3 separate regions of the Mus musculus genome follow, and regions 1 and 3 are each linked to region 2. Evidence: chromatin loops called from intact Hi-C (ENCODE). Cell type or tissue: left cerebral cortex. All regions are shown on one strand.

Region 1 (8,000 bases), 79 kb before region 2:
AGAGTTCCATGACAACCAGGACTACACAGAGAAGCCCTGTCTCAAACCAAAAACAGAGAGAGAGAGAGAGAGAGAGAGAGAGAGAGAGAGAGAGAGAGAGAGAACTTAAAGCAGGAAACCATTGTGATCTCATGATATTGATACAAATTTTACCATTACTGCTAATGTTTAGATTATAAGTTAATTGGTTGTATAAAGAGGAATCTGTAGTATAATGATTTTTTTTAAAGCACCACCTTAATAGGGACTGCCCTTAGATCCCATAGTGGCTTGCCAATGAAACATGTCATCTCCAATTACACCTGCAGAACATATGGCTGAAGAGCCACAAGAACAAATCACTGGATTCTAAATTCCGTGTTTAATCTGTTCTCAGCACTGGGGTCTGCTTGTTGCTGTCACTCTCACAGTGAGCCAAAGTTCCAGCCACACACTCTGGCAGAAGGGAGGATTATCTCTTCATCTCACACTGGAAGAAGCTTCTATCAATTCGTGGGCTTGGTGGCCTGTGTGTCCTGTAATTTCTGATACTGTTTTATTCTGCTGTCTCCTCCCAACTCCTCAAGTTAGTTCTAGAGCTTCTACATTTGTTTAAATGACTGTTTGTTTTATTTAGTTATATTTTGGAGACAATGTTTCACCATGTAACCCTGGCTGCCCTGGGTTCTATAGACCAAGTTGGATTTAGAGATCCACCTTCCTCACTTTGCCTTCTGACTGCTGGGATCAAAGGTATGTACCACCAATGTCCATCTAAATGACTATTTAAATACACTAGTAAAGCTATACTGAGCCAAAACAGTGGTTGCCCTTCAAAGCAGAAATGACTGGAAGGGAACAAAATAGGACTTTGTTAATGTCTTAGGTGTATATTGCTGTGAAGAGACAACATGACTAAGGCAACTCTTAGAAAGGTGGAGACAGAGCTGAGATTCTACATCTTGATCCGAAGGCATCAGAAGGAGACCGCTACACCAGGCATAGTGTGAACATACATGAGACTCCAAAGCCCCTCCCCTTCCCCTCACAGTGAAACACTTCCTCCAACAAGGCCACACCTACTCTGGCAATGCCATATCTAATATTATTGCTCCCTATGGGCTACACATGAGTCTATGGGGGGGGGCTGCTTCAGATTGTTCATAGCTGATAACTATGATTTGTCTTATGCTCTAGGAGGGGCATGATTTTTGGCAGCTGCAGACAGTTATGCTTGGAATTATGGGGACTTGAGAATGTATAAATTTGAGAGCCCTGAGAGGGCCTGTGTCGGCGGCTGCTGCTGGTGCCTTTTGCTGCTATTGCTAGATTGCTGGTTGGGATACTCTTGTCAATGGAGACTGGCACTTGCCCCTAGGAACTGGATGCTCCTAATCAACAGGAAGTAGTCTAAAGAGTTCTATACCCCTTTTTCCCCTCTAACCTTCTTCCTCTCCTACCTAGTGTTGAGGGGTTGGAAGGGTCTAGCAAGGAGAAGGGTGGTAGATATAAGAACCCAATAAAGGGGACTGAAAAGTATGGCTACATATGCATATTATTTGAGTCTTGCATTTTTAAAAAGTTTAACATGTGTCTTAGTCAGGGTTTCTATTCCTGCACAAAAATCATGACCAAGAAGCAAGTTGGGGAGGAAAGGGTTTATTCGGCTTACATTTCCATACTGCTGTTGGTCACCAAAGGATGCAGGACTGGAACTCAAGCAGGTCAGAAAGCAGGAGCTGATGCAGAGGCCATGGAGGGATGTTCTTTACTGGCTTGCCTCCCCTGGCTTGCTCAGCCTGCTCTCTTATAAAACCCAAGACTACCAGCCCAGAGATGGTCCCACCCACAAGGGGCCTTTCCCCCTTGATCACTAATTGAGAAAATGCCTTACAGTTGGATCTCATGGAGGCATTTCCTCAACTGAAGGTCCTTTCTCTGTGATAACTCCAGCTGTGTCAAGTTGACACAAAACTAGCCAGTACAATTGACCCCTTGTCAACTTGACACACAAAAACATCACTAGTAAGCCTCAACCCTTACATTCTTATTCATCCCCAAGGTCTAAATAACTTTAAAAGTCCCACAGCCTTTACATATTCTTAAAATTTCAATCTCTTTAAAATATCCATCTTTTTTAAAATCCAAAGTCTTTTTACAATTAAAAGTCTCTTAACTGTGGGCTCCACTAAAACAGTTTCTTCCTTCAAGAGGGAAAATATCAGGGCACAGTCACAATCAAAAGCAAAAGTCAATCTCCAACTGTCCAATGTCTGGGATCCAACTCACGATCTTCTGGGCTCCTCCAAGGGCTTGGGTCACTTCTCCAGCCAGGCCCTTTGTAGCACACACATCATCCTCTAGGCTCCAGATGCCTGTACCCCACTGCTGCTGCTGCTCTTGGTGGTCATCTCATGGTACTGGCATCTCCAAAACACTGCATGACCCCTTCAGTCCTGGGCCTTCAATTGCAACTGAGGCTGCACCTTCACCAATGGCCTTCCATGGCCTCTCACAGTACCGAGCCTCAGCTGCTTTGCGTGACCCCTTCATGCCTTCAAAACCAGTACCACCTGGGTGAACCTTACATATTACCAAGTCCTGCTGCAGCAGGAGTACAACCTTGGCCATCTCTGGAACACAGCCTCTTTGTGCTTTCAGAAAACACTTCCCAGAAGATGTCACCTCAATGATGCTGGTCTCTTCTTAATCACCGCTAATTTCTTAGCTCCAGCTAACCAGCATCAATAGTCCCAGTAATGCAAAGTTTTTGCTTTGGTAGTTCTGGTATCTTGTTAATCACAGCTGATTCTTCAGCCCCAGCTAACCAGAACTACAGAATCTTCACAATCAAAACAGCAATGGCCCTGAAAAGAGTCTTTAATTTTCCCTCTGAAATTTCACAAACCAGAGCTCCATCTTCTGCGGTGTTCTCAACATTATCTTCCAAGCTCCTACACAACATCTGACAGAGCTCTTAACAACGGATGGATCTTCAAGCACAACGTTCTAAAGTCCTTCCACAGTCCTCCCCAAAACATGGTCAGATTGTCACAGGAATACCCCACTCTGCTGGTACCAATTTGTCTTAGTCAGGGTTTCTATTCCTGCACAAACATCATGACCAAGAAGCAAGTTGGGGAGGAAAGGGTTTATTCGGCTTACATTTCCATACTGCTGTTGGTCACCAAAGGATGCAGGACTGGAACTCAAGCAGGTCAGAAAGCAGGAGCTGATGCAGAGGCCATGGAGGGATGTTCTTTACTGGCTTGCCTCCCCTGGCTTGCTCAGCCTGCTCTCTTATAAAACCCAAGACTACCAGCCCAGAGATGGTCCTACCCACAAGGGGCCTTTCCCCCTTGATCACTAATTGAGAAAATGCCTTACAGTTGGATCTCATGGAGGCATTTCCTCAACTGAAGGTCCTTTCTCTGTGATAACTCCAGCTGTGTCAAGTTGACACAAAACTAGCCAGTACAACATGTATGGGTGTTTTTTTTTTCCTGATGTATGTTTATACATCACATGCTCCTTAAAAGTTCTATACTACCACGTGGGTACTAGAATTGAACCCAGATCCACTCCAAGGTCAGCCAGTATTCTTAACCACTGACCCATCACGCGAGTCCCTGAGTGTCTTCATTATTTTACTTCCTGATACATCTTCCATTATCTTATACTGTCTTATTTTAACTCCAGTGCATAGTGCAGTGTCTGGTGTGCAGATAGACTTGTTATAGACTGTCTTCCAGTTTCAATACTGAAACCAACTCCTGAGTAGGTTCCTGAGTTCAGCGTAGAGTTCATTTTACTGGTGGCAAAAGACAAACTAACATAGTTGAGGGGCAAGGAGGCATGGACATGCCTTTAATTCCTTCACTCAAGAGGCAGATCTCTGTGAGTTCAAGGCCAGCTTGGTCTACACAGCCAATTTTGGGACAGCCAGGGGTACATAGAGATCCTTTCTCAAAACTCTGTCTTTCCTGGCCCCCTGACCCTCCACACACACAAAGGAAAAAACTTAGCAGAGGTAACCCTGAAGCTGCTATTGCACTGGTGCCAAAATGGAGTTAAGAATATATATAATTTATTTTTTAAAAAGTTCTCCAAGATGGGCATCAAAACCTATAGCATTTTCTTTTCCGAAGACCCATCCCCTGGTTCTTTCTGGACTTCAGTCCTGGGGGGACTAGTTGTGGCACTCCGATTTCTTGAAATCCTTCTAGAATACTTATCTTTGGTCTAACATGATAAAAAAAATCACAGTAGGCCCAGCCCTGCCTTCTCAATGCTCCTATCCTGAGAGACCCAGACTCTGCTGTTTACCCTAGAGTAAAATCATGCATTTGCAAAGGCTGTGGGCTTCCTGAATGAATTCTGAAACAGGATGTCTCTCTCTGTCTCTTCCTCACTCTCTCTTTGTACCCGATTACAATTAGCTACAATGATGCTGGACTACAGGATACATTCATTGAGCAAAGAAATGCGGCCCTTGCTTATCTGTCAGATCCGAGGCATCTTGGACCTCACAGGCAACCTTTCAGACCCTACCACGAATAGGTAGAAGCCGCCCGTGAATACCGGGAAGGGCACCGGTCCTCGCGCAGTTTTGGATTCTTTTAACTCCCAGTCGCGTCTCCCTCCCGCTCCCGTAGGGGAGTCGCCTCTCGTCCCCGCAGCCCCTCCCCCGCCGCGCCGCTCCGTTCCGCTCAGCCTCCCCTCCTCCCAGCTCCTCTCTGTCTCCCCCTCTCGGACAACGTCCCCGTCCGGCCCGGCCCTCCCCGGCTCCTGTTTGTGAATGAGATGCTCAGTTTCTCAATGGAGCCGTGGGGGGCTCGGGCGGACGCGGCGCAGGCCGCAGCGCTGGCCCTGAGCCGGGAGGGGGACGCCTTTTCCTCGCTCGCTCGCGCCCGCCCTCCCTGTCTCCGCGGCGGCTTTTGAGGAACTGGGCCGCGAGGCCACGGAGCAGTTCGCAGGGCCCGCATCCCCGTGGACGCCCGGGCTGGGCGGTCTCGAGGCGCCGGCGAGCTCTGCCCCGGGGGTTAAGCGGCTCGGAAGGCCGACGGCCTCCAACTCCCGCCAGGCGCCTTCGCGGTGGCTGTAAAAGTTGTGGACTCCTAAAAAAGAAAGAAAGCCAAGCAGACCTCGAACTGCTGTTAGTTCCTCGCCCGCACTTTCTCCTCCTCAGGACAGGAGGGGTGGCGTGAGGAAAGGAGTGAAGCAAACAGGAGGCATTTCCTCTCCGCGGGGAGCGACAGCGGGCTCTCCCCGGCCAGCAGGAGCGGCGTTGGCAGCCGCCGCGGGCGCCGGGCGCTCGCACCATGCGCGAGCCGACCGAGAGCTGCTGAGGCGCCGGGCCACAGAAGCGGAGCGCGAGTGCAGCGGGTTCTGGCGCTCGCCCACCAGACCTGCCCCGGCGGCGGCGGGATGGAGCCGGCGACCGCGCCCCGGCCGGACATGGCGCCGGAGCTGACCCCCGAGGAGGAGCAGGTAAGCGCCGCTGCAGCGGTGGGTGTGTCCGAGCCTCCGAGGCCTAGGCCGGCCTCTGTTCGCCGGGCTGCGCTCCTCGCCCCGGGCCCTCAGCGGCTCCTGCTCGCATTTCAGGCCTGCGGGCTGGCCTCCCCGGGCCGGAGACCGCGCCCCAGGCCATCGCCCAGCCCAGCCCCGGAGCCGTGGGACCCCTGGCTCTGAGATTCTTATGCTTCGAGACTTCCGGGGGGGGGGGGGTCCGTGCTGCTCCATTTCAATGAATATTAAAGTTCCTCGAACTGGGGCGGGCTCCCCACTGGATGACTGCAGGACACCTTGTCCCAGGCCCTTCTACTCTCTGGAAGCGTTTGCATTTTTTTTTTTTTTTCTCGAGGGTCCGTTGTTTTCAAGGGCAAGGAAAGCCATTTGGGGGGAGGATTCCTAGGTGGTTGTCTCCGTTCCCAAGATGGGGGGAGGTAGCGCTGGTAAAGAGGTGGCCCAGATTCTCAAAGGAGCCCTTCAGGCTTTCAGACTGCTGTGACGGGCCTACTTGGACAGATCCTGAAAGATCTGTTCCTTTTCTAGCTCCCCAAGTCCCTGGCCTTGACCTCCCTATTCTGCTTTCCCAGGCTAGGCTCTTACCCTCGTCCCCATTTCCCTGCCCCCACCTCATCTGACAGTCTCCATCTTTCTGAAGCCCACACTGGAGTTCCATTGTCCCTTTTTAAAGCTTGAGATCTTAAATTCCCAGAAAGTAGTAGCTTGCGTTATCATTTGAGGGGTTTCTGTAAGCGAGAAGCCTAGCGAGCGCTCTTATAACTTTACACCCCCCCCCCCATATTCCAGCTGTGGAAACACGGACTAGATGAGATTCAGAACCCCACGGATTGGGCTCTTGCTCTTCTCTCCTTGGCACTGCTCATATCCAAACAGAAGCTGTGCTCAAATATGGCCATAATCTGCTTGTACCTTACAAAATAAATGAAAGAGGAAAAGGTGAGACATGCTGGTAATGATCCGTTTCACACTCTCACGCCCTAGTTCACAGGCCCACATTTGCTAACACAATCTGGAGTGGGGAGATGTCTATTTTGACAAACTAACATTGGTTTAATGGTTTTTTTTTAAAGACCTTTTTATGGTTTATTTATTTTTATTTTATTTGCATTGGTGTTTTGCTTGCATATATGTCTGTGTGGGGGTGTCAACTCACTTGGAGATGGATTATGGATACCTGTGACTGCCATGTGAGTGTTGGGAATTGAACCTAGGTCCTCTGAAAGAGTAGCCAGTGCTCTCTCCAGCCCCAAGACCTGATTTTTAAAAAGCCCTTGAATTTTCTTTTGGAAAAGTCATGCTTTCTGTGGAAATGATGTTTTTGTTTTGTTTTGTTTTTTTAATTTCCCCCAGACCTATACTCTTATTGACTTTAAATAAACTCAGCATGAGTAAAAAAAAATTTTTTTTTAAATTTACTTATTTTATGTATATGAGTATACTGTAGCTGTCTTCAGACACACCAGAAGAGGGCAGACATTCAGAAGAGGGTAGACATACCAGAAGAGGGCATTGGATCCCATTACAGATGGTTGTGAGCCACGGTGTGGTTGCTGGGAATTGAACTCAGGACCTCTGGAAGAGCAGTCAGTGCTCTTAACCTCTGAGCCATCTCTCCAGTAAAAAAAAAAAAATTTAAGAATACCTTTTTAAAAACAAATTTGCAAATAGTGGTAACAGCTTGGTAACTGCAACAGTGTTTTCAAAATGCTAGTGAGACAGTGCAAGCAGGTGGCCAAGGGCCAAGGAGCCACTCTGCCAGGACTGGGAAAGGCCTCCCTACTAATGTGTTACCTTGATTTTTTTTTTTTTTTTTTTTTTTTTTTTTTTTTTTTGAGACAGAGTTTCTTGGTGTAACTAGCCTTGTCTGTCCTGAAGCTCTCAACCTGCAGCATCTCAACATGCTGGCCTGGAACTCACAGAGATCCACCTGCCTCTGCTTCCTGAGTGCTGGGACTAAAGGTGTGGGTCACTACTGCACCACAGGTTGATTTATTTTTATTTATTTATTATACACTGGGTGACTTTTTTTTTTTAACACATTCATTATTTTTCTTTCATTCCTTAAATGTTCTTAAGATGTGTATGTTTCTGTTGTACACTATATATACCACTTTATATTAAGATGTGTATGTGTCAGCGGGGCAGTGGTGGGGCATGCCTTTAATCCCAGCACTTGGGAGGCAGAGGCAGGTGAATTTCTGAGTTCCAGGTCAGCCTGGTCTATAGAGTGAGTTCCAGGGCAGCCAGGGCTACACAGAGAAACCCTGTCTCGAAAAACCAAAAAAAAAAAAAAAAAAAAAAAAAAAAAATTAAATTAAAAAAAAAAAAAAAAGAATACTCTGATGTGGCCAGCTGTAGTGATACACACCTTTGATTCCCGCACTCAGGAGGCAGAGGGATCTGAGTTTGAGGCCAGCCTGTCCTACACAGCAGGTTCCAGGATAGTTAGGGGAGAACAGAGAAACCCTATCTTGAAAAAAGGAAAAAAGAAG
Region 2 (8,000 bases):
AAACTGCTGTTAGAATTAGGTAGGTAAGGTGTGTGCTTCAGGAAGGAAGGCTCAGTATTTTCTCCAAAGTCTTCGACTTGGATCGTAGCCTGAGTGTATGCAGAAACAGCATATGGGAGATGAAACAATTTCAGGACTTGGACTTAGATAAACGTAGCTTGGCTACTTCATGTAGGTAAGCCCCTCCACGGTCTGTGGCCTCAGACTCGCAGGGTATTTCACACACAGGCATGTCGGTTTCCCAAGGAGAATGCTCACCCAGATCCATTCAATTGTACTTTCACTAGTGGGCCAGTAAGAAATGTTGAGTGTCCATATAACACTGAGTCAGAAACAGTTACTGGGTTCCCCCTGGTGCCCCTTGAATACAGAGACCCCAAAGTCAAATTAGGTATAGTCGATGTTCTTAAGATCTCAATCTAAAGAGTGTTCAGAAAAGTCTAAGCATCAGCCATATCTTTCTCCATAATGAGGGTGGAGACATAGCTCAGTGGGTAAGAACTCTTGTTGCTCAAGCATGAAGACCCAAGTTAAACTCTCCAGCTCCCACATAAAAAGACCAGTATGGTTTTTTTACATACATGCCTGTAACCCAAGAGCTGGGGAGTAGCAGATGGGGAGGCAAGAGAATCAATGGAACTTGCTGACCAACAGCCTAGCTCCAGATTCAGGAAAGACCTTCTCTCAAGGGAACAAGGCAGGGGTTGGTAGCAGGACACTTAACATCCTTCAACTATGCATTGGTGCACACAATACTGTATGGGTGCACACACAGGTACACATATGCATGCATGTGCATTCATGCTCATATGTGCACACACAAAATAAGTAACTTTATCTACAGCATGTGCCACTTGCTGTTTAGGATAATAGTCAAATGCCTCAGCTTCTGGCCTCCACTGAGATTCAGAAACTGTATAAGGTAATAATTGTATTGGCCTCAAAACAGGGAAAGAGTTATTATCCTTAGAGAAGGCTGAGCCACAGGTGAGGGTGGACTAAATGGGAGCCAACATAAATGGGGCTCAGCATTTCTGACTAGTGTTCTCTCTGTAGTACCACTGTGCCTCACCTCAGTAACGCAGTATCTATTTATGCCTTCAGCTAAAAGTTGATCCTCATTCTAGAGAGGATGAACACTGACTTTCACGGCTGTGTCAGGCCTCACACTGAACCCACTGTCCTCATCACCTGGCCTTTGCCACTACACAGTTCTTTCCAGCTACCACAGACATTCTAGCTCCTGTATACCAGGTGGAATGCCATTGCCCTTCCTAAGTCTGTACTTCTCACCTGTCCTGTCTCCCTCAGTGACAGCTTTCCACATGGACTCCAGTCAGGGAAGGATCCTAACACTATCTTTAAGGACCCCTTCTCTGTAGACCCATGCTCTCCCTCATTTTTCTGGGAACTGAAGCCCTGAACTAGGAAGAGATTTACCTGAACACAACACTGGCTATGCCAACCCTCTTTCATCTAGTAACCACAGAAGGCCACTGGCTACCTCTTCTGTTATCTACACTGAGCCAGCTGCCTCCTCTTCCTTGGGATTATTCTCAAGTAGACTCTCTTTAAACGAGATGAGATCCACTCTGTAGCCTAGGCTGGCTTTGGACTCAAGGTCTTATTCCCTTTGCCTCCCAAATGATGAGATGACAGGCATTTATTTATCACCATATAAAGCATTGTAAAGTTCTTATAAATAACTAGGTTGTTGGCATAGTCATCCAGCTGCCAGAGAATCCTTTCCTGTTCATATCCTACCTGATACCCAAGCTAACTCCCTTTCTTCAATGACCTCCAAAATAAGTGGTTCTTGGGGGCTGGGCTGTAACTAAATGGGAAGAGTGCTTGCCTAGCATGTATGAAGTACTAGGTCTGATTTCCAGAACCACATAAAGCTGATATGGTCATGCACAGCTAGAATCCAAGTACTTGGGGAGGTTGAAGCAGGAGAAAATGCCATCTGCTATGAGTTTGAGATCAGTCTGGGCTACATGACATCCTGTCTCCAAAACAAAACAAGCAAAAGGATGGAACAACAACAACAAAACAGTTTCTTGCTCAAACCACGTGCTTTCTGCTCAGCTCTTTTGAACAAATATGTTACTGATAAATAGCAAATGAGGCAGTTAAGAGCTTCATCTGAGGGCTGCTCAAAATGAGGAGACTTTTCTGGACTAGGTGATGAATAGGGGACAAATTTGCCATTGCTTTTCCCAATCTATTCCCCAATCCAAGATGCACCTTTGTTGCCAGTAAACTCACCAGTCCAACAGCCTCTGTGCCTGCTATGTGTGTGTGGCACTCTTTGTTCAGACTGCTAGCTAAACAGAATTACTCATGTTGAAATGACTGTGGATCTACTTAGAGAGAGAGAGAGAGAGAGAGAGAGAGAGAGAGAGAGAGAGAGATAGGGTTGGGAAAGACTTCGCCTTACTTCCTGCAGCAAGCATCTGAGTGTTTGGAGGATATCGTGAATATTCCAGCCAGTTTAAAATTGCACTAGATAGCAGACAGAGTGAAATACCTGATTCACACCCCATAGCGGCTCAGACAAGTGCCAGTTTTCCAGGTTTTCGGAATTCATGGCTGAAAGGCACCTTACAATGTAGACTGGACACACGTTTAACAGCCAGGAAAGTCTAGACGTTGCAGCCAATCGCTACTTACCTCTAATCCAACCAAATGCTAGCCAGGCCGGACTCTGTTTAGCTTCTGAGATATGATGCGTCCAAGTGGTAGGGCCATAGACTGTTACAGGTTTCTCCAGACCCAGCTCCAAATGGGTTGTGTGTGAAGGAAACCGGGGCCGTGTAGTTAAGATGCACCTCCTTTAGCTTCCACCCTGCGGAACTCCAAATCCCAAAAGGCCTAAGTCCGAAGTCCTCGAAAAACTCCAAGTGGCGGTGTGAGAGATGTAAGAGCCTCTGCTTTGGAGGCGACTCTTACTCGTGGATAGTTTAATTATTTATTTTTATTTCGGTGGAGGCAAGGGGCGATCAATGAAGGGGAAGGGGCGGGGAGAGAGAGGAGGCGGACCCATTGGGACTGACGTATACGCAGGAAAGCCAATAGATACTGGGGGGCGTTCCCTCTCATTCAGGACTCCTCGCCTGGTTCCGGAGGTATGTTAAACAGCTGCTTTTAATTTGGTCTCCCCAATTTCGGTATTTTGGGGGTCTAGTTCTTTGGTCGCTTGCTTTGGCTGCACAAAGTCTGTGTGGGTGCTGCAGTCCCCAAGACAGAGCTACGGGGAGGCTCGGAGTCCCGCGGTTGAGGTAGGCTAGGGGCAGGCCAGGAAGGAGAGCGCTTGGCGCCGCCCGCTCGTAGTGTGTTTCCAAGCAGGGCTGGAACGGTGGGGAGGGGGCTGGCCCGGCCTGGGTCGCCCTCGCGCCGGCCGCGCCGCCCAATTTATTTTACCAAGCAGTCGGTTTCGATAGGTTTAGGAAGCTCATTGGGGAATGGGCCAGCAGAAGACCAACTGCTCTTGTAAATGCTTTAAAAATATTTTAAAAAATAATTATAAAGAAGAAAAAGAGGGAAGAGGGCCCTGGTTGCGGCGAGCGGCCTCGGCAGGGGGCGGCGGCCGCAGCCTGGCCAGTCGGGCCCACCGAGCTCACGGTGTCCGGAGTTGGTCGACCGCTGGAGTTTAAGAGCAAGCCGGGCCCCACGGTCTTTCTCCGCTAACCACGCTGGGCGAGTGCAGTGGCCGCCCTGAGCGTTTGCTTCTGCCGGCAAACTTGGAAGGGTCGTGGGCGCGCTCTGGGGAGGCGCGGGCACCGTGGGCCCGCGGTTGTTAAGGACTCTGGGGGCGGGGGCAATGGCTGTATTTGCCGGAGGAGACTTGGGGCGGGAGAGGTTCCAGCCACTAGCCTGGGAGCTGCCGGTGTGTCCGAACACGGCATTTTAGCAAGTACTCGGCTGCAGAACCGGCTAGACTGCGGTCCGGCGTGGAGCGCTTGCTGAGTGTAGAAAAGCTCTAGGAACTCGGCGGATTCAATTCGCGGCCCCAGCTGATCCCCTCGCAAACATGGAGCTGCCTCCTTCCCCGCCCACCTCACGGCCGCGGCGGCTGCTCCCCCTCCCTGAGTAGTGTGTGTGCTGCCGGGGCTCCCTCTTCCGCGAGGTGCCGCTGCGTGCCACAGGGCCGCGTACGGGGAGGGGGCAGCCTTGTGCGCGCGCGCGCTCACGAAGGGGTGGCCTGAAAGGGGCAGTGAAGGTCGGAAACTGGGAAAACAGACTCCACGCTTGGAATAGGGAAAAGGAAATGCATCAGCGGGCGGGGAGGGGCGCGCCTGTCAGCCGGATGGCGGCTGCGGGCCGAGAGGCGGGGCACCGGAGCAAACTGCGTGCAGTGGCGGTGCAGGCGGGGAGGGCAGGCGCAGGGCCAGTTCTCGAAATGCGCGGCCATCTCTGCCTCCATTGCCTGGCCAAGACTGTTTACTATCTCTTGCAGGGAGCTTGTGCAACCGGCCTGGAGGGGACCCGAGAGGGGCGGGGACATTTCCTCTTCCACCCACTTTGGGTTCTCCAGAGGCTCCGCCTTCTCTTGTCTTTCACTGGTTGGATTCGAGTCCCTCTTTCCCTTCTCGTGTATGCATTGGATGATATTCTCTAGAGCTCCGCCTATCGGGAGGTTGGACTGGAGTTTAAGTTGCTAAAATTTTTTTTCTTCGAAGGGCGGAGGGAGGATTCCTGGGGCTTACGTGAGGTACAAGCCCCCGTCCCTGTTTCTGATTGGCGAATTGGATAGGCCTTCCCCTTCTGGGGTAAGCTAGGAGGAGACGTTCTCCTCCCTGCCCCCCCTTTCTCGTGAGCGCGCTCAGCACATGGTTGAGGCCCTTTTAGCTCCCTGCAACTTCCCTCCCGCCCGGAAGTCTCAGGCTCCGCGCCCTTAGTTAGGGGGGCGGGGAAAGCCTTGGAGGCACACAAAGATTCTTCCGAGTCTAGGGATCGGCTAGCCTTCGAGGTGAAGCCCGACAATTGCGCTGTTACTCCAGAAAGCATCGCTCCAGGGCTGCTGCACGGAGGGGAGGGAATGAGTTCTACCCTCCAGCCCGATCAACTTTTGCTGTTTTTCTCCGTGCCCCTTGACTTCCTTAAATTTAAGTTTCAGAAAGCTTGGACATTGGCCGCATCCTTAATTCCTTGTGCAAGGCAATCTTGATCCTTAGTCGGCGGAATCTAAGATTATGACAACCTAGTAATGGAACCTTTGGCAAGATCTACGATACCTCGGTCGCTGCAGTCAAGGGAAGTCCGTGAGGCTCATTTCTAGCAAGGATTCGGGGGTGTTTGTTGATACCGTGGTGGGAGTGCTGTACATTGTATGGTAGGTACCCAGCCTGGTGGGTAAGGCAGTTCAGTTAAGGATAGGCATCTGTCAGTTTTGGAGTGCTACTTCAGCCTGGAACGGTTTGGCTAGTTTTTCTTATTTTAGAGCACTGTCCTGGAACAGGGCTTGGCTTGGCTACCGGTGTGGCTGCTCCCACCTGTCGGCCACTCTTGGAGTTCACAACTCTTTACTATGGCCTCACGCCGTGAAGCCATCCTAGGAGTTAGACCCACCTGTTGCCAACACTTGTTTATGGCAGTCTCCGCAGGATTTACAGGAGGACAGTATTGGATTTACGAAACGGTTCCCCGGTGTCGTATCTCCTGGGGACACTCGACTCTAGGGAGGTTCCCTCTCCCCCTTTTGCTCTAGAATGCGGTAAGACTAATCCCACCTAACCTCTCATGGCACAGCGAAAGCCTCCCCAAAGCAAGGTCGGCATCGGGCCCACGCCTTACTAGTGAATAAATAAAAGAACTAGGTCTTTATTATTATTATTATTATTAATTAATTAATGTATTATATGTAAGTACACTGTAGTTGTCTTCAGACACTCCAGAAGAGAGCATCAGATTCCATTACGGATGGTTGTGAGCCACCATGTGGTTGCTGGGATTTGAACTCAGGACCTTTGGAAGAGCAGACGGCGTTCTTAGCCGCTGAGCCATCTCACCAGCCCAAGAACTAGGTATTTCAAAGCACTTTTTGTGTTCAGGCATTGTTACTTACCCAGAAGGCTTAGAGACCGCCATTAACTCACTCTGCTAAGGAGGAATGCCCACCCCCCTTTTTTTTGAAGGGCTGGCCTTAGGGTTCCTAAATTCAGACTATTCCTGCCCTTTCGCGAATGGTTGCGATTACAGCCCTTCCCCTTGAACAGTCATTCTTAAGACCATATCCTTCACACAATCTGGAATTTTTACTCCTTCTGTGAACGTAAGTGCACACTCAAGGTTTATTTATGCAGTGGTCTGTGTGAGGTTTTCAGCCTCTCTTCCTCCAGTTTAAAATGTCCCTGGATCTACCCGACCAATAGAGTATACATTTTCCCTTCATGCTCCGCCTTCCGGAGGCTTGCCCAGGCGGTGACATTTAAAGGCCTCCGCTGGGTTATCTCCGCCCCCTGAGGGCTGCAGATTCTGGTTGTCCCAGTGTCACAGTATTCAGTCAGCCCTAGTGACCAGCTAGTAATATCTGGGCTTTTGGATCAGATTAGAGCTCCAGACCTTAATTTTGGAGTCGGCTTGCTGAAAGTAGCTGCTGAGTGCTCCAGATGGCTGTGTTTAGAAGACCGTGAAAGTGTAAAAATAAGTGGGTAGGAAGGACAAGGCTTTCTGTCATTGTTTTGGTTAATTCTCCACGGCGGGTAATACTACTGCCTTTTCCTTTTCAAATCTCAAAGCCTCGGGTTTCGGCCGCTGAGCTCCCCGCCATCTCCGATCCCGGCCTTGGAACGCTGAGGTTCAGTCTCCAGTGTAAACATTCCACAAAAGGACTGCTAAGGTTCAGCATCCTCGCGCAGGGCGGAATGGTCTCCTTCCTGGACCGGCGCCGTGTCCAATGGCGGCTCCTACCGGCGCCAAGATAGTCCAATCAGATCATTGGGGGCGGGGCCTGGCCCAGCCGTGTAGTGGGTGGAGTCGGCCTCACTTAAGGACATTTTTACCCCACATTGGTTACTTACCTTCCTGGGGCTATGAGAGAAGCAAAGGTAGTCTTCCAATGCAGGGACCGGCGGAGGCGGGAGCCGATTTGTTAGGCCTGTGGCTGGGGCGGTATGGGGAGGGATATGTGAGACTCTCCAATGAGATGTGAAGAGGTACTCCTCTTCCTCCAATAGTATTAGAGCCCGGAGGAGGGATTCGGCAATCAGTCTCCAATAGGCGGGGTTGAGTTAGGGACTCTCCCCGCCAATAGGGGCGTGGAGAAGGTGAGCGGCTCGCTCTCCCCTCCCAGCGAGGGAAGAGGGCGGGAGTAGGTCTTTGCGGCATAGTGATTGGCTAAACCATTGACGGATGGGTAATATATCCCGTGGCGGAGCGAGGTTAAGCCTTCCCTCGGCGGGGCGGGCCGGGAGAGTGGGCGGGATTTCCCGGGTAACAGAGAAGCGGCCGCGGCGGTAGAGGCGGCAGAGACGGTTTCTCCATCTTCCCCCCTCCCCTTCCCCCCTTAGAGTTTCCCTCCCTCCCTCCCTCCTTCCCAGTCTGGGCACCCAGGCCTGTGACCGCTTCGTGGGCGCAAAGGAGGTTGCCAGTCCGCTCTTGCGGGCCTGTGCCCGCGCCGTTCCGGGGCCTCCGTGCTGGGTGCGAGGCTCACGCCGGGAGCGACGCACAGGCTGAGTGGCTGGAGCTTTTGCGGTGAGAGCACGCCGCACCGCGGTCCGCCCAGCAGCTGGGTGGCGGGTAACCCGGGACTGGAGGGCGTGTGTTTTTCGGGGGGGCTGACCTCGGCTTCCCGTGCGTGGCTGTGGGGGGCGGAGCGGAGCCGCACTCAGTGCGGGAGGGGGAGGAGAGCGTAGTCCCGGTGCGCACGGAGGGGCGGGTCCTAGTCCCGCCGATCAGAGGCGGGGCCGGCGCGCGTGCGGTGGTGGAGAAAGGGGCGGGACGGGCTCGCGCTAAAGGCCCGCGGCTGTGACCCCGCCCCTTCTCCCTTATGGGCGGGA
Region 3 (8,000 bases), 130 kb before region 2:
TTTTCTCAGAAGCTGGGCATGATGGTGTATGCCTGTAATCCCAGAATTTGGGAGGCTGAGGCAACATCTCATCAGTAGAAATAAAACGATTGGGCTTAGCCGGGCGTGGTGGTGCACGCCTTTAATCCCAGCACTTGGGAGGCAGAGGCAGGTGGATTTCTGAGTTCGAGGCCAGCCTGGTCTACAAAGTGAGTTCCAGGACAGCCAGGACTATATAGAGAAACCCTGTCTCGAAAAACAAAAACAAAATAACAAAAAACAAACAAACAAACAAACAAACAAAAACAATCAGGCTTATTGCAATGTGTCTTTAAACCCAGCACTCTGGAGGTAGAAGCAGGTAGTTCTCTGTAAGTTTGAGGCCAGCCTGGACTACAGATTGAATTCAAGGCCACACAGGACTATGTAGTGAGACCCTGTCTCAAAAGAAACAAACAGGAGTTAAGATGACAGAGACCAGCATGAGGCATAGGGAGGGGGGAGTGAGCAGGTCAGTCCAGTTGGCCTAATCGCCTCTCAGTTTCAGTCACACAGGTTATAGATAATACCTGTAACCTTTAGGCAGAGGTGTTGCTTAGAAGATAACAGAAACATAAAGCAGAACTCTTCTGGTTTTTAGAAAGCTAATTTTACTGGTTCTTTGTGAATTTCACATCATGCACCACTCATCTCCTTGTCCTTTTGTCTTTACCCTTTGCCCTTGCAACCTCCCCCAAAAGGAAACAAAAAACCAAACCAAACAAACAAATCTCACCAAGGAAGCTTCAGTGTGTCATGGTGCTACCTGTTTTCCACACATTTTTTTTACTTGCTAATGTTCATTGTAATTCTTCATTGGTCTGGTAGGAGGCCTCTGGCTTCAGCTACACCTGAGAACTGACTCCTCTCAGACATACTGTTGTTGCCATCTGTCTTAGTTAGGCCTTTACTGTGGTCAGTCACTATGACCAAGGTACCCTTTATAAAGGACCACATTTAATATGAGCTGGTTTACTGGTTCTGAAGTTCGGTCCATCATCATCACAGAAACATAACAGCATCCAGGCAGGCATGGCGACAGAGGAGCTGAGAGTTCTACATCTTGTTCAGAAAGCAAATAAAAGAGGACTGGCTTCCAGGCAGCTAGGAGGAGGATCTCTCAAAGCCCACCCCCCACAGAGACACACTTCCTCCAACAAAGCCACACCTCCTAATAGTGCCACTTCCTGGGCCAAGCATATTCAAACCACCACACCAGGTGCCATGGAGATACTGCAGCTTTGGATCTGCAGGACCAACCCCTTCACATGCTCCTGAAGTTCATAGCTTGCTTTTCAACGTGATAATCTCAGCAAATCATCTTTTGGGGTAGATGAGGAAGCGACACATAGAAAGCATGCATTGTGGGCTGTAGAAGTGACAATACAATATATCCTGCCAGCCTCACTTACAGCAATAGAGAGTAGAGAGACACACCTTCATAACTGATATGGTTTGTGTGTCAGGAGGTTACCCCAACAGGTAGGGGCTCAGTAGAAATTCTTCTGGCCTTCGTTCTGCTTCTGTGATTTCAGACAGGAATTGTTTACCAGACTGTTCACCTCTTACAGATGAAGGTTAGGACTCCTACTTACACTCTGAATTTCTCATCATTGATGGGTACCATCAGTCACTGAGGATTGCAGAAACAATCTCCAGACATACCTGAGTAACACTTTAACTCCAGCACTTGGAGGCAGAGGTAAATGGATCTCTTTGAGTTTAAGGACAGCCTGGTCTATATAAAAATTACCAGGACAGATAGTACTAGAGACATTCTGTCTCAAAAAATAAAATAAAGTAAGACAGCCATGGTGGCACATGCTCACTCATAATCTCATCCTTTTGGATTGAATCTGGTTATATTGTGGTGAATTCATGGCTGACCTGGGCTACCTAAGGAAACTGTGTCAAAAAAATAAGAGGCAGGAATGCTTCCAATCCTGATTGTTTGGTACTACTGCCAGTCCAGTGACAGATCTCATGCTGGCCAGGATGGGACTATTTGTCAACTCTGGGGACCACTGGAACTGAGACATTTGCAGAGTTCTAATCACGTTTTTTGACAGAGATAATCCTCTTATTTATTTATTAGCATTCCACTCTTCTAAAGTTGTGTATGCTTTAAAAAAAAAAGATTTGTTTTATGTGTATCAGTGCTCTTAGCTGCATGTACATGTGCATGTCAGAAAAGAGCATCAGATCACATTATAGATGGTTGTGAACCACTATGTGGGCGATGGGACTTGAACTCATGACCTCCGGAAGAGCAGCCGTGCTGTTAACTGCTAAGCCATCTTTCCAGAGTTGGAGAGATAGCTCAGCCATTAAATAATAGGCTCACAACCAAAACTATGAGACAACTCTTTTAAAGGCAGTAACCTCTCTCTCTGGAAACTGACATCTACAGCTATTGACGGAGCAGACTCTCTTCAGTCACCAAAGACAGAACTCTGAGAGTAAACTAGGTGCTGCCAAGATGGCTCAGCGGTTAAGAGCACTTGACTGCTCTTCCAAAGGTCCAGAGTTCAATTCCCAGGAAAACCACAAACAGGGGATCTGAAGCTCTCTTCCGGTATGAAGACAGAGCAATCATATACACAAAATACGTAAATGAATAAATATTTAAAAACAAAACACAACACTGGACTAGACTAGTTGCATACGCACTGCATGCAAGGAAAAGTGTATTCGCAGGACACGGCTCTCCTTCCGCAATTCTTTCTCCCCCGCTCCCCTTTCAAAACAGGAAGTTCCAGAGTTGGACGAATGAAAAACCGGGGGCGTGTCTTTAACCAATCTTTTGATTGGTCCAGTGATCTAGAGGCGGGGTCTTTCTACGTCGAGGCGGAAATTACGCTAGATTTTCAACGTATTCCCTTTCTCCCGCATTCTCCATCATGGTGCGGAAGCTTAAGTTCCACGAGCAGAAGCTGCTGAAACAGGTGGACTTCCTAAACTGGGAAGTCACCGACCACAACCTCCACGAACTGCGTGTGCTGCGGCGGTACCGGCTGCAGCGGCGCGAGGAGTACACGCGCTACAACCAGCTGAGCCGAGCGGTGCGCGAGCTGGCGCGGCGCCTGCGCGACCTGCCGGAACGCGACCCATTCCGCGTGCGCGCCTCGGCGGCGCTGTTGGACAAGCTGTACGCTATGGGCCTGGTGCCCACGCGCGGCTCACTGGAACTCTGCGACTCCGTCTCGGCCTCGTCCTTCTGCCGCCGCCGCTTGCCTACTTTGCTCCTCAAGCTACGCATGGCGCAGCATCTCCAAGCTGCTGTGGCTTTTGTGGAGCAGGGTCATGTCCGCGTGGGCCCAGACGTGGTCACTGATCCCGCCTTTCTCGTCACTCGCAGCATGGAGGACTTTGTCACCTGGGTGGACTCATCCAAGATCAAGCGGCACGTGTTGGAGTACAATGAGGAGCGCGATGACTTTGATCTAGATGCCTAGCGAGTCTTCTTGTCCTGGCTTCTCAGCTACAGGTCACTGAACCGGGGATGGGGAGGATTGCCCCGGTGTACTGGGAATTTTTCCTAGAATTTGGACTGACAATTAAGTGACTGTGTCTTGAGAGACAGTGGGAAGCAGTTTTGTACCGCACTGGGGATTGCTAGCTTCTTGTGCCTTAAACTTTGTGGTGTAGAAGCAGGAATGTTACCTCTTCCCCTTTGCTTTCATCTTGAAATAGGACCGTCTGGATGGAGAGTTTGAGTTCAGTATATTTATATCGTTTAAAGAAACCCTTTCCTAATGCCAATAAATGTCCCACCGACGTTGTTTAAGTGCACATTTTTGTCTGGTCGTTCTTCTTACCTAGGGTCCTACATAGCCATATCTATTATCTTGCTAGCTGAAGAGCCTAAGGGCAGGAAAAGGGTTGAAGGCGTGAGGCTTTGGAGCCTCACGTGGAGGTTGCAGGATGTTGTACAAGCTGGGCAGATTTGTCACTTAACCAGTCCTTTTCTCGGAATGAATGTTTTGGCAGAGCTTTTATCCACAAGACTTCCTGTTGATATTCCAGCCCCAGGAAATACCATATTAAAGTCCTGGAGTGTTTGCTTGCCTAAGGAAATGATCGCCCTGTAGTTTGGCCAGCTAGTGGTTAGAAGGGACCCAGGAGGTTCCTGAAAACAGATGTTCTTCAAGGTCCTGGCTTCAGAGTTAAGGACACCCCCCCCCCCAAAAAAAAAAAACAAGCAAAAGGGCGAGGTAGTGCTGGCACAGCCTTTAATCCCAGCAGTTAGGAGGTTAAGGCAGGCAGATCTTTGAGTTCCAGGCCAGCCTGGTCGACATGAGGACAACCAGGGCTATGCAGAGAAATTTAGGACTTTAAAAAAAAAAAAAAAAAAAACGCAGCAGAAGCAAAAGGAAAACCATAAAGCAATAGAACTGGTAAATAGAGCACCAAGTTTTATCCCAGACCAAATACAAAATAGAATTCAGAGTCTGGCAGATTAAGGTATTTGTGTAGGGGTTATTTTTCTTCTCTCTCTCTCTCTCTCTCTCTCTCTCTCTCTCTCTCTCTCTCTTTTGAGACCGGTTTTGATTTGAAGCTCAAGCTGGTCTGGAACTAGAAGTGATCCTCCTGTCTCAGCCTCTCCAGTGCTAATATTACAGTGTGCACTGATGAGGCTCAGATTTTATGTGCTTCCTCTTCCTTGCTAGTGAGCCAGGCAAGATAGCTCAATGGGGAGAGAGGCACTTGCTGCTCAGGCTGACAGTGTGAATTTAGTTTTGGAACCCACATGGTGGAAGGAGAGAGCCGACCCTTCCACATGCATGGTACGTCATTTACATTCATACAAACAAAATTTTTTAAAAAGTAAAACTAGGGTTGGAGAGATGGCTCAGTGGTTAAAAGCACCGATTGTTCTTCCAAAGGTCCTGAGTTCAAATCCCAGCAACCACATGGTGGCTCACAACCATTTGTAATGAGATCTGATGTCCTCTTCTGGTACATCTGAAGACAGCTACAGTGTACTTAGATATAATAAATAAATCTTAAAAAAAAAAAAAGTAAAACTAGGGAAGGTAACATGAAATGATTCCAAATATTAGACACAGGTTTACATGGGTAATATATACCCTCCCAACAAACCCATTTAAATGAGTAGATCAGTTACTCTGCACTTTTCAGGTGAGAAAGGAAGATAAGTCAGTATTTGATTGCTTGATAAATGAATTAAGAGTTTTAAGAGTGCTAATGCACAGCCAGTCCTTAAAAGATATGTTGGAGTGTCAGCCTCCAGGTCAGTAGCAACACTAGGCAGTGATTGGTTTCAGCAGGATGCTATAGAAGAAGTTAGTCAGAGCTGGTGTATTATGCACTAAGCAGAAACACTGCAAGTGTGGGGTCAGCCAAGGCTGCAAAGCCAGTGTCTCAAGAAATAAAAGACTGAAGAAATGACTAAGCAGTAAAGAGCACTAGCTGTTCTTCCAAAAACTCTACTTCCAAGGGATCCAATATCCTCCTCCAGCCATGCATATGTATATAGACATGCAAGCAAAATACCCATCTACCAAGAGAGGGAGAAAAATTGGGCATGGTGGCATATGCCTTTAATAATATTTCTTTGGACTCATCCAATCCCAGCACCCAGGAGGCAGAGGCAGTTGGATCTCTGGTCTAGAGAGTAAATTCCAGAGCTACAAAGAAACCCAGTTTCAGTACCTCATCCCCAACCCCCAAATTAAAAAGCAAAACAGCCGCTGAAAGTGAAGACAAAAAAAGCTCTGATGTTAGGAGCTTGCACAGCTCTTGAAGAGGATCCCAGTGTATCAGACTTAAAATTACCTATAACTCCAGCTCCAGGGGCATGAAATACCTTAGCCTCCTCAGGCTCCTGCACTTACATATGTATATCCACACACATAAACAAAACTAATACTTTTAAGGAGTTATAGAGGCTGGGCTGTATGGCACATGCCTTCAAACTCAGCACCCTGGAGGTATAGGCAGGTGGATCTCTGCATTTGAGGTCAACCTGGTTTACAGTGAGTTCCAGGATAGCCAGGACTACACAGAGAAATCCTGTCTAAAACAAAAGGAGAAGAACAAGAGTAATCCGGAGAATGTCAGGCATGGTGGCGCACGCCTTTAATCCCAGAACTTGGGAGGCAGAGGCAGGCGGATTTCTGAGTTCGAGGCCAGTCTGGTCTACAAAGTGAGTTCCAGGACAGCCAGGGCTACACAGAGAAACCCTGTCTCCGAAAAACAACAAAACAAAAAAGAATGATCTGGAGAGGTGGCACAGCCCAGCTGTATGTTTGTGTATGTTTGTTATAAATAACTTGGGGGTATTCACCAGAGAGTACTGTTTGGACATAGGTTTAAGTCACTACCAAATCTTTTGGCCCTCAGTCCACTACACTGAGCCTTTTCCAGGGTGAGCTTTAAAGCATAAAAATCACGTTTTGGGTTGACACACTTAACAAGAACAGTTTGCCAGAAGTGGAATTACAAAAGCCCAAAAGTAGTACTTTGAGAGACGTTTCCAGAGCTATGGACTTTGATGGATTAGGTATTTGTTTTCATTGTTTTACAGCCTGAATGGCACTGCCATCATGGAGTCGGTTGTGTGAGGTCTGCAGGCCTACTAAGGTCTGGGGCCCTGTTACATAACTATGGCATAGGGCTTGAGAGACCTTCGCAGTTCAGGGTACTTGCTTTTCTTGCAGAGAACCTAGGTTTGATGTCCATTGCCCATATGGTACTTTGTATATGTACTATGTATAACTCCAGTTCCCAGGATTCAGTGCCTGCTTTTGACCTCTGAGCACCAGTCATGCAGGTGATATACATACATACATTCAGGCAAGCACTCATATACACAAAATGAGAATAAATAAATCTTTTCCAAAAGTAGCTATGGCAACTTGCCTCAGAGTGTTTATTGCATCTCCTGGCAGCAAAAGCCAATCCTTTCTTTTCTCCATGCAGGCTACACACATCACTAAGCTATAGCCTAGTTCTTTGACTCTTTTGGTTTTTCGAGATGGAGTTTCTCTGTGTAGTTTTGGCAGTCCTGGAGCTCACATTGTAGATTATGCTGGCCTCAAACTCAGAGATCTATCTGCCTGCCTCTGCCCCAGAATGCCGGGATAAAGGCATGTACCATCACTGCCTGGCTCCTTTTACTTTTTAAATTATTTGTAGCGTCTTACCATTTAGCTGTAGCTGACCTGGACCTCACTGTGTAGACTAAACAGGTCTTGGATTCAGAGAATTCCTGCAGGTCTTTTGGGTACTGGGATTAAAGTGTGCATCACCATGCCTAGCTCATCGTTTGTGTTTTTTGGGTTTTGTTTTGTTGTGGGAGGAGGGGTGGGGTTGAAAGGTAGGAGATGAGACATGGTCTCAATGTAGCACTGGCTATCCTGGAGCTCACTCTGTAGACCATCCTGGTCTTGAACTCAAGAGATCCACCAGCCTCTGTCTCCCAAATGCTGAGATTAAAGGCAGGTGCCACCACACCCAGCTTAATATTGGAAGCAGGGTCTTTATGTTGTCCAGGCTGGTTTACAGTTCTTGAACCCAAGCAGTGACCCTTCTGCCTCCAGCTTCCTGAGTAGCAGGGACCTCAAGTGTATATTACCACATTCAACTCAAAAGGTTTTCTATTTTGTTTTATTTAGATTTACTGCTGGCTGATGGTAGAACACACCTTTAATCCCAGCATTTGGGTGGCAAAAGGAAGCTAACCTCTTAAATTCAAGGCCAGTGTGATCTACAGAACAAGTTCCACGACGGCAGGGCTACACAGAAAACCCCTGTTTCCAAAAAATTGATTTATTATTGTTAATTGTGTATACATGTGAATTATGTGCTTATTATGAATACAAGTGCCCGCAGGGGCCAGAGGTATTGGATGTCCTGGAGCTTGCTGGAGTTAGAGGGAGTTTTGAATTTCCTAATATGGGTGCTGGGAATTGAACTCAGGTCCTCCGAAAGACTAGATACGCTCTTACCTGCTGTGC

What was found. A loop is a pair of places that touch in the nucleus more often than their neighbours do. Peaks named below come from ENCODE experiments on the same cell type or tissue, not always from the same donor. Only the 100,000 strongest peaks of a DNase experiment are listed, where the experiment ranks them.
Region 1: a loop joins it to region 2, with 4 times the contacts of the local background. A loop is called at or near these places in 6 of 42 quality-filtered maps.
Region 3: it touches region 2 in a loop (2.3-fold over the local background); 11 of 42 quality-filtered maps call a loop at or near these places.

The regions. Positions count from the first base shown.
Region 1 is chr9:56,990,188-56,998,187 of GRCm38, forward strand. It overlaps Ptpn9 (protein tyrosine phosphatase, non-receptor type 9), which reads left to right and starts at 4,781. Exons shown (of 13, transcript NM_019651.2): 1 at 4,781-5,469. The coding sequence starts at 5,407. In left cerebral cortex, CTCF peaks have their summits at 4,734 and 6,976 (motif pointing right); DNase peaks (open chromatin) are centred at 3,945, 4,719, 5,155, 5,486 and 1 more place; H3K4me3 peaks cover 2,686 bases; H3K27ac peaks cover 2,636 bases.
Region 2 is chr9:57,068,936-57,076,935 of GRCm38, forward strand. Sin3a (transcriptional regulator, SIN3A (yeast)) reads left to right here and starts at 7,441. Exons shown (of 22, transcript NM_011378.2): 1 at 7,441-7,695. It overlaps Gm10658 (predicted gene 10658), which reads right to left and starts at 3,031. Exons shown (of 3, transcript NR_045886.1): 1 at 2,674-3,031. 2700012I20Rik (RIKEN cDNA 2700012I20 gene) reads right to left here and starts at 7,114. Exons shown (of 2, transcript NR_152107.1): 1 at 7,023-7,114; 2 at 6,268-6,908. In left cerebral cortex, CTCF peaks have their summits at 2,887, 4,139, 4,658 and 7,217; DNase peaks (open chromatin) are centred at 3,084, 4,183, 4,658, 5,325 and 4 more places; H3K4me3 peaks cover 5,166 bases; H3K27ac peaks cover 4,298 bases.
Region 3 is chr9:56,934,589-56,942,588 of GRCm38, forward strand. Imp3 (IMP3, U3 small nucleolar ribonucleoprotein) reads left to right here and starts at 2,912. Exons shown (of 1, transcript NM_133976.2): 1 at 2,912-3,810. The coding sequence starts at 2,919. The coding sequence ends at 3,473. In left cerebral cortex, CTCF peaks have their summits at 3,130 and 4,130; DNase peaks (open chromatin) are centred at 2,823, 3,125 and 4,048; H3K4me3 peaks cover 1,906 bases; H3K27ac peaks cover 1,390 bases.